Linked DNA regions of Homo sapiens: regions 1 and 2 are each linked to region 3. The links are chromatin contacts, found by Hi-C or POLR2A ChIA-PET in ENCODE. All regions are on one chromosome and are shown on one strand. The core of a region is the stretch at or near the end of the contact, and the rest is flanking DNA. Distances in the headings are between cores, read along the strand shown.

The links. A loop is a pair of places that touch in the nucleus more often than their neighbours do. ChIA-PET counts read pairs that join two places held with the same protein, here RNA polymerase II (POLR2A). Pooled maps may share reads with other maps.
Region 1: a loop to region 3 is called in a pooled map, with 3 times the contacts of the local background. The contact joins the enhancer-like site here to the promoter of ST3GAL3 in region 3. A Hi-C loop is called at or near these places in 3 of 37 single-sample maps with no recorded cell type and 7 of 50 pooled maps. POLR2A ChIA-PET finds 5 or more read pairs at or near these places in 3 of 52 experiments (A549, B cell and activated CD8-positive, alpha-beta memory T cell).
Region 2: a pooled map shows a loop between it and region 3 (2.8-fold over the local background). The contact joins the enhancer-like site here to the promoter of ST3GAL3 in region 3. A Hi-C loop is called at or near these places in 2 of 50 pooled maps. POLR2A ChIA-PET finds 5 or more read pairs at or near these places in 3 of 52 experiments (B cell, CD4-positive, alpha-beta T cell and activated B cell).

The regions. Positions count from the first base shown.
Region 1 is chr1:43,220,072-43,222,771 of GRCh38, reverse strand. It overlaps CFAP57 (cilia and flagella associated protein 57), which reads right to left. Exons shown (of 23, transcript NM_001378189.1): 14 at 1,307-1,400; 15 at 477-667. The region is part of intron 1 of LOC105378685 (a long non-coding RNA gene); the gene reads left to right. Among named protein-coding and RNA genes, the nearest start is that of TMEM125, 49 kb to the left of the region's middle. RefSeq lists an enhancer at 1,114-1,393. Within about 2 kb of position 1,416, at least 3 of the 41 ENCODE cell types and tissues checked have a DNase peak (open chromatin) inside an H3K27ac peak, as active enhancers do; they include B cell, where a contact is called at or near this core.
Region 2 is chr1:43,294,351-43,297,119 of GRCh38, reverse strand. No RefSeq gene overlaps it. Among named protein-coding and RNA genes, the nearest start is that of TIE1, 5.2 kb to the left of the region's middle. Within about 2 kb of position 1,284, at least 12 of the 41 ENCODE cell types and tissues checked have a DNase peak (open chromatin) inside an H3K27ac peak, as active enhancers do.
Region 3 is chr1:43,706,093-43,708,945 of GRCh38, reverse strand. It overlaps ST3GAL3 (ST3 beta-galactoside alpha-2,3-sialyltransferase 3), which reads right to left and starts at 1,410. Exons shown (of 12, transcript NM_006279.5): 1 at 1,253-1,410. KDM4A-AS1 (KDM4A antisense RNA 1) reads left to right here and starts at 1,605. Exons shown (of 5, transcript NR_033827.1): 1 at 1,605-1,887. RefSeq lists silencers at 943-992, 1,023-1,522 and enhancers at 1,653-1,732, 1,458-1,975.

The sequences.
Region 1 (2,700 bases), core at 167-2,666, 490 kb after region 3:
TTGTGCCAACAGGGCTTGAGGTGAGATGAGCATGGGGACCTGTCCCAGGGAGTCAAAGGCGAGTGTCATTCCAGAAACGGAGACCATGGCCACAGGGCCCTTGACCTGTCCACCTTCTTCCCGTCTGTCCTGTCTTCCTGCCTCCCCTCTTTTCCTACCAAATCAGGCCTCATGCTCCACCACTTCAACCCCAATCTTACCAACACCCCATCCCTGTTCTCCTTTGGTCTTGTTCACTGGACACCCAGCCTTCCTATATTTTTCTCTCACAGAACTTGTGACAGTCATAATGTTATATTTATTTGCGATGTTATTTGGCTGTCTCTCCCATTTGATATAAGTTCCTTGGGGGTAGAAACCATGTCTGACCCAGTGTATAACACATCCTGGCATACAGTGGCTATGCCATGGAGATCTGAGTGAATGGGTGGCTTTTCTCTGTGAAAGGGAGGCACAGCATGGCTTCCTGTGAGTACCTCTTCCAGAAGGGTGGTTTTCTCCTGCAGTTTTGCCTCGTAAAACTCAGTCAGCTCCTCCAGGGCCTGGCTCTTGGTCTCATCGTTATCCCGGAGCTGTTTTTCATACTCTTCCTGCATCCTCTGGGACTTGAGCTGCAGCTCCTGGTACTTCTCATATTCTAGAAGCAACTTTTGGTTGTTGCAACATTCTGGAGAGAAGCAAGGATGGTATTTAAGGTGGGAGAGCAGCACTTGCTTCAGGGACACCCAGGAGCCTTGGGCGCTCTCCCATCCCTTCCAGCACCAGCTGGAGCAGCTGCCTCCAGAGCCAAGATTCAAATGCCTGCCTAGCTTCCTTGCTGCCAACCCCTCATCCCATCATCTCATCAGGTAGCCAAACTCCCTGCCTGCCTGCTCTGGGAAGAAAAGTTTCCAGGAAAGCACAGAGTGGTATTTGGGGACTCAGGGCCAAGAAGAATATCCTGAGTGTGAAAAATAAGTATTAGGACTCCTGCTTTATAGCAAAGTGAGGCTCGGTAAGGTTAGGTGACTCCCCAGAGCACCTGGCAAGTACGTGGTGAGCCTGGGACCCAAGGCAAGACTATCAGGTTCCAAACTTGACCTTTTCCGTGCCTCCTACTTTCATGCAATAGGTGTTTAATGTGCTTAGTGAATGAGTAAAAACACAGAAGTGAAAACCACAGTGAGTTCCAGGGGATACATGTAGCCTGTTTTTAGACAGAGCCATATTCCCTGAGACTTCTACTGTGTCTGGGGGACTCTTGAGTGTTTCCCCATAACCTAGCTCTTCCAACCCTAACCAACGAGGCCTCTACTTGTGGGCTCACCCATGTCCTGCAGTTCCCGGCTTTGCTTGTCTAGGAGGTCTTCTATGTGCTCATGGTGATAAACATCCTGCTTCTCTTTTTCTGTTCTTAAGACCTAAAACAGAGTCACATTTCCTCATTTACACACATCTGCTGAAAGCACTACTAGGGCAAGAACTGATTTTACAAGTAACACCCTCCTTCACTCACAAACATTTCTCAAGCCCTCATTTTGCACCAAGCACTGTTCTATGAAGCAGCAACCACATTGTCACTTTTCATTTATGTTATATTCTGCTCTAAAAGCTCTATACTGTTCCTATTTCTATTCTTGCTACTAAATGGGTTTGTCAATGATGAGTTCAGTTTTGGACACGTGTCAAAAGGACTTCTGGGTGAAAAAGTAGGGATTCATTTGAATCCTCTGTTGCCAGCACATTGCTGTCAACAAAATCCTTGGCTGTGCTCATGGGTAAGCTTCTGAGGAAGTGTTTTCTTTAACTGAGCAGGAAAGCTTTCAGGCTTGGGGGGCGAGTTGGAGGTGGTGTGCCATCTTCAGGACCTAACTTTGCGCCTGGCTTATATAGAGCACCAAATAAATGTTTGTTGGCTAAATGAATAAAATTATAAAGTGAATTAATTAATACAATTAATAGCCAAGGTTTTTCTTTCTTTTTTTTTTTTAGCCGAACTTTATGACCCATAGACATTAAAGAAACAAATATCCCTCAAGGACATAATTGGGGATTTCTTTAGGGGGTGAGGGACAGGGCCTCGCTCTGTCATCCAAGCTGGAGTGCAGTGCAGAGATCATGACTCACTACAGTCCCCACCTCCCAGGCTCGAGCAGTCCTCCCATCCCAGCCTCCCAAGTAGCTAGAACTACAGGCAGATGCCACCATGGCAGACTCATTTTTTATTTTACATAGAGACAGGGTCTCACTATGTTGCCCATGCTGGTCTCAAGCTCTCGGATACAAGCGATCCTCCTGCCTAGGCCTTCCAAAGTGTTAGGATTATAGGGGTGAGCCACCTTGCCCAGTGGGGATTTTAGATAGGAGTCCAGATTTGTGTAGAACAAAGAAAAGAATCTGGGAGAGTCCCAGACCAAATCTAACTATGTAAAGGCCATGTAGACTAATTTTATTTAACTTCCTGACAATCCAGGAATCAGTATTCTGCTAGTTATTCTCCATCTATGCTTTGATTTTCTTATCTTTTTGCTTTTTCTTATCGTTTCATTTTGTTTTAAAATAAGTTTCTCCTAATCATAATTCTCATTGTAGAGAATTTGGAAATTACAAAAAGTATGTAAAACAAAATTTAAATTATCTGTAATCTCAACTTCCAGAGATAATTATACTGTTATCTATTTTCTATATGTATTTTACTACTATAGATCAGATTAATTAATC
Region 2 (2,769 bases), core at 35-2,534, 410 kb after region 3:
GCATAAAAAAGCTGGTGAAATTCGGGACTGGATCAACAGAGGATGAGTCAGGGGGGAAAGAATGAACCTCTCTAAGTTGCTCCCCAAAAATGAAGTCAGGGCTATCTGAATTAAAGTGTCAAATTGGTACTCTTCTAAGTAACGGAGACCTCTCCCAATTAAACTTGCCAGACTGGGGTGGGTTACATGGGTGACCATGCAATTATTTTTCAAAATAGTGAGAGGCCCGGCACAGTGGCTCATGCCTGTAATCCCAGCACTTTGGGAGGTCGAGGCAGGCAGATCGCCTGAGGCCAGGAGTTCAAGACCACCCTGGCCAACATAGTGAAACCCCATGTCTACTAAAAATACAAAAAGATTAACCAGATGTGGTAGCACGCGCCTGTAGTCCCAGCTACTTGGGAGGCTGAGGCACAAGAATTGCTTGAACCCAGGAGGCAGAGGTTGCAGTGAGCTGAGATCATGCCATTGCACTCCAGCCTGGGTGACAGAGTGAGACTTTGTCTCAAAAAATAAAAAAGAATAAATAAAAGATAAACAGTGAGAGTCCCATCTTTGCTTCTTAAAGTCAAACTATTATATATAAACTATGTAAAGTCAGTATGTGAAGTAGAATGCTGCTTTGTTTTGCTCAGTGATTTTAAAGGGAAGGGGTAGTTGCAATTTTCCTCCCAAATTACATTCCTGTGTTCTCCTGAAGCATGCCCTTGTGTCTTGGCTCCTAGAATATTTTGAAAAGTATTTAAGATATTTCTTTGTTATGTGCAACTCCAAATGCTGGCATCTTTTTATATGCCAATAAGTGCCTTAACTCTCTGTACTGTTTGTCACAATTGCTTTTCGAAGAACCAAGTAAATGCTGCCCAAACAAATTAGAAAGTTTTCTTTTGGTTGAAATAAGCAACACTTTAACCCAATTCCTAAGTTCTGCCTTTGCCTGAAATTGACTTTACTGATAAATCATTCTTCATACTGATCAGCAAAGAAAGGAAAAATATCTTGTTCTTGTTGTTGTCCAAAAAAAAGAAAAGAAAAAGAAAGTAATTCTTTTAAGATTTTGTTTAGGTTAATAGTAACAATGGTTGGTACTTTCACTTAACTTCAGCAGCAACTAAAGCCACATTGTCAATTCAAAAACAGTTTTTGTTGTTCTTCCAGGAAATAACTCTGTAGTGAGAGGAAGTTTGCAGTAAATGCTTTTGGAGCATCAGGCTGAGGCTGTGTCCCTGAAGCTAGTGTGTGTGTGTGTGTGTGTGTGTGTGTGTGTGTGTGTGTGTGTGTGTGTTTTCACTCTAGTCAGAAAAGACGTGCCAGGTGTTTGTGACAAGCTGTGATGAGGACTGGAGATTACTTGGAATCCATTGTGTTCTTTTCCTTGTTGGAAAAAGAAAGCTTCTAAAAACAAGCCCTTATTTAAAGGAAGCCCCAGTTAATTCAACAAGGCTCTGAAAGAAGTCCCTTTTATAGAAACTGCTTGACAAAGGCCATTTGGCCCAGAGGAGTCCTGTGAGGTCAGAAACTGAAATCAACACCCACATAGGGTTCAGGCAGTTAGAAGCTCAGAGTGTACTTAGTAAAGCATAACAAACTTTTACCCACTTTGGTCAGAATGGAATTTACCCAGCAATGCAGAGTCTTATGCTAGAACACCAACAAACCTCAATTATAATGGCTAACAGTTGCTACGGGTTTACAGGTGCCGGGAAAAGGTGATGCCTACACCTCATGGACTCTCAGCCTTTTGAGATGGGTGTCACTATTATTATTATTATTATTATTGTTATTTTGAGATGGAGTCTCGCTCTGTCACCCAGGCTGGAGTGCAATGGCACAATCTCGGCTCACTGCAACCACCACCTCCTGGGTCCAAGCCATTCTCCTGCGTCAGCCTCCTGAGTAGCTGGGATTACAGGCTAATTTTGTATTTTTTTTTAGTAGATATGGGGTTTCTCCATGTTGGTCGGGCTCAGGCTCGTCTCGAACTCCCGACTTCAGGTGATCCGCCCTCCTTGGCCTCCCAAAGTGCTGGGATGACAGGCGTGAGCCACCGCACCCAGCCGGGTGTCATTATTATGATCCCCATTTTGCAGATGAGGAAACAGATGCATCCTCAGGTTAGTTAAGTGATGGTGTTCAGCTTTGACCCCAGACAGTTTGATCCACAGCCAGAGAGCTTAACTATGCCCAAGGCCTGTTAGACTATACTACCTAGACAGGAAGAAGGCCAGCACACCCAGGGAGGCTGCTTTCATCTGCATGTCATCCTTCAAACTCTTAAAAATGATTGAAGAAAAACAATCCTTTTGTATCCAGCATGCATCTGAAATTTTATTCTGGAAAACAATGAGCTCAACTCTGTGCTGTGTGATGATGGAGTGGTGCCCTTTAAAAGGCAAGGGCTGACCAGGAGAGATGGGCAGGCATGAATTTTAAGGATGTCTTGCCTTTAAGTTCCATCAGGTCCTTGCTTTAGCTCAGGTCACTCTGAAATCCTAGAAGAATAGCACACCCAATAGCACATGACACAAGTGACTCATTGTTCTTCTGCCTCAAACAACAGCAGCCTACTTAGCATACAAAACACATTTTATGAGACAAAGCTGGCTCGGGCCACAGCCACGCATTCTTTGCAGGAGCCACACATGGGGGCTGCTTTCTGGTTGTTCAATCTTACTTTGTTTATTTATTATTATTATTATTATTACTATTACTTTAGAGACAGAGTCTCGCTCTATTACCCAGGCTGGAGTGCAGTGGCGCAATCATAGC
Region 3 (2,853 bases), core at 161-2,660:
TATAGGCCCATTAGAGCAAGTTTCTTATCTTAAATGGTTTTGAGTTTCCCCTCAGTCAATGCCTTGCATAAAATATGTACTCAAGAGGCGTTCCATTGATTGATACAAAGTCTGTTAGTCTCTGAGAACATGAATGTCTTGTTTCATCGTTAACATTTTATTTTTATTAAACCATGGTTAGACAGTTAGACACGCGAAATGGAGAGATTCACCACTTAATATCTCAAAATATCCTTAAGAATCTCTAATCATAGGAGGAGCTGTATTGCCTTAAGAGATTATTTGAAAGTATCATTTGGCTATAAATTTCTGTGCCAGCTTCCTTTTAATCCTCTGTTGACTTGAAAGTACACCAAACATTTCAGTGATCATCTCTACAAGATAATTCTGCCTTAGAAACAACCTAATTTGTCATGGGGACTATCTTACTTTTAGTAACCTAATAAGAGTTTTTTCCTACCTTAATGTCCAGCTATCTATAATTCACAGTACATCCACTGAAAAGTTTGAGTATTTTACTTTCTGAGGTAATAGCCGCCTTCACTGGTCCTTCCCTCAATTAATTACATTCAGTTATCAGGTTTCACTCCTTCCTCATACGTGAAGGAAACATAAATGAGGCTTACTGAGGAATCATAAAAATGGACATTGTTGTAAAAAGGAATCCAAAATGTTCATGGGACACTCTCCTAACCAAACCTGCCCTCCTCACTAAGATATTTTCTCTTGCAAGCAAAAGCACCGAGGACACAACGGGGGAAAGTGCCAGAAGGAAAGGAAGCAAGAGAGGCGTACTTTGCCGATCAAACTGACCCCAGTTCTGGCCCCCGCTAGAGCAGTAAGCAATGACAACCGCTACCCAAACGCTGCCGATTCCCGCTCAGGCGCTCCCTGGACTTTTCTTTCCTTTTCCCACAGCAGGGCCCGAATGACGGTGTCCGTGCTCTGCGCCAAGGTGCGCAGCGCTGCGGGGTTTCACACGGAGATGATCTCAGACCTCCTGGCCTGCGTCCGGCCGGCCTTTCCCCCAGGCTCGGCGGCCCCCACCCAGGAGAGGTCATCCAGGTACTGGGCCCCCAGCCCGAAGGACGACTGGGCCGTGCCCCGACCCCGCCTTCCCGGGCACTAGCGCGCGGGCTCCGCGCCCCGCCCAGCCCGGGACCCGCGGCCGGCGGGGGAGGGGCGGGGCGGAGCGGCGACCGTTATTCGCGGTCAGCCATCGCGCCCCGAAGCGCACTGGGCAGGCCCTTACCACAGCGGAGAGGGAGGCAGGGGGGAGGTGGCGCCCGGCCCGACGCGGGGCAGGAAGGCGGAGGCAGCGGCGTAGGCGGCGGCGACAGCCGCGGGGGACCCCGGCGGGAGCCCACAACGCGCTGGGCTGCATGGGCGCCGCCATAGTGGGGACGCAGCGGCGGGCGGAGCGCGCGGCCGCGACCCGGTCGGGCGCCTGCGACCAATGGGCTCGCGGAAGCCGGGCGGAGCGAGGGCCTGGCCAATGCGGAGCTGCGCTGCCCCGAGCAGCCCAATAGACGCAGGAGCCGCGGATTTGCCGTCCCGCCCACCCCGCCTACCACGAGAGCAGTGCTGCGGCGAGTGCGGGGCGAGAGGTTCGCGCTGGTGGAGCACCCCAGCTTGCAGGTTCAGCGTGGGTGTCTCTCCCGGGCACATCGAGCTGTCTAGAGGAACCCTCTTCCCCTGGCTTCACGGCCCAGAGGACGCACGGCTCTCTCCCCTCGAGAGCGTGTTTCGTCGCCCGCGCGGGGAACGCAAAGTGCTAGGGTAGTCACGGCCACTTCACGCCGAGGGACATCTCATCTCGCCCTCCAGGTCGTGAGCGCACCCATTCCGCTCACTGAGGCCGAAAGCTTCGGACCTCCGTGGGCCCTGGTGGGTAAGGGGGCACGGGGGTGAGCGTTAAGAGACTCGTAGAACATTTTTAGTCCGCGCGTGGCACAAGGCCTCCAAGCCCCACGTACACTTTGCAGCCCTCCCACTCCTTTTTCATTCCTGCGGCTGAGCCCTGGTGTTATCCGCCTGGGGCGGAATTTAAAACTTAATTCCTCAACAAAGTCGGGGTGGTCTTTAAACTGCAACCTTGGATCCAAAGGCCCTACCTTACAAAGGGAAGGCAGTTTGCCCTACAAAAAGGCTTCTGGGAGGAGCTGCCTAAGGCAGGAAGGGACTGGCAGGCCGGGAGGTGCCGCTTTTGGCTGGGGCCAGTTCTCTTGAGGTCGACCCGACTGCATAGGCAGCCAGTAGGGGAGAGAACGGGCCGGTCTGTGTGATTTGGATCACCTGAGTTGCAGTTTCCTAAGAGTTATTAGGTTGACCAAAAAAAAAAAGTGCAGTTTCTGGAAAACTGGTCAGCTGTTGAGTAAAAACTGCTGGGATTAAACCCAGCGCCCACCCCTGGAGGCAGTGGGGTCATCGAGAAAGGTAGGGATCCTGTGTAAAAAGGCTGGTGAAGTGTTCCTCTCTTCCAAAGATGTATGGATTAGTGTTCTCTCACCAATCCACTAAGGCCTGGTTCTGCCCAGCCTCCCTTGCTACATCCCCTGGGAATCCCCAAGTGGAGTGTGGGCAAAGAAAAAAAAAGGCCAACTTCCCTCCCTGGGCCCCAGGAGGGAGCTGACATAGAAAAGATCACCTCCTGCACCTCCCTTTCTCCACAATGAGATACCAAGTAGCAACCACCTCTCAACCCCCAGGGACACAAGGAAGCATCCAGAGCAGCTGAACTGACCTAAGCCTCTCCTGCACCTGGACAGGGCCATGCCACAGGAAGTGCCTGGCTGTTTAAGGGCCAGCCGGTGCAGCTCCGGGGCACCCAAGTCCTGCACCTATTCATTGCCC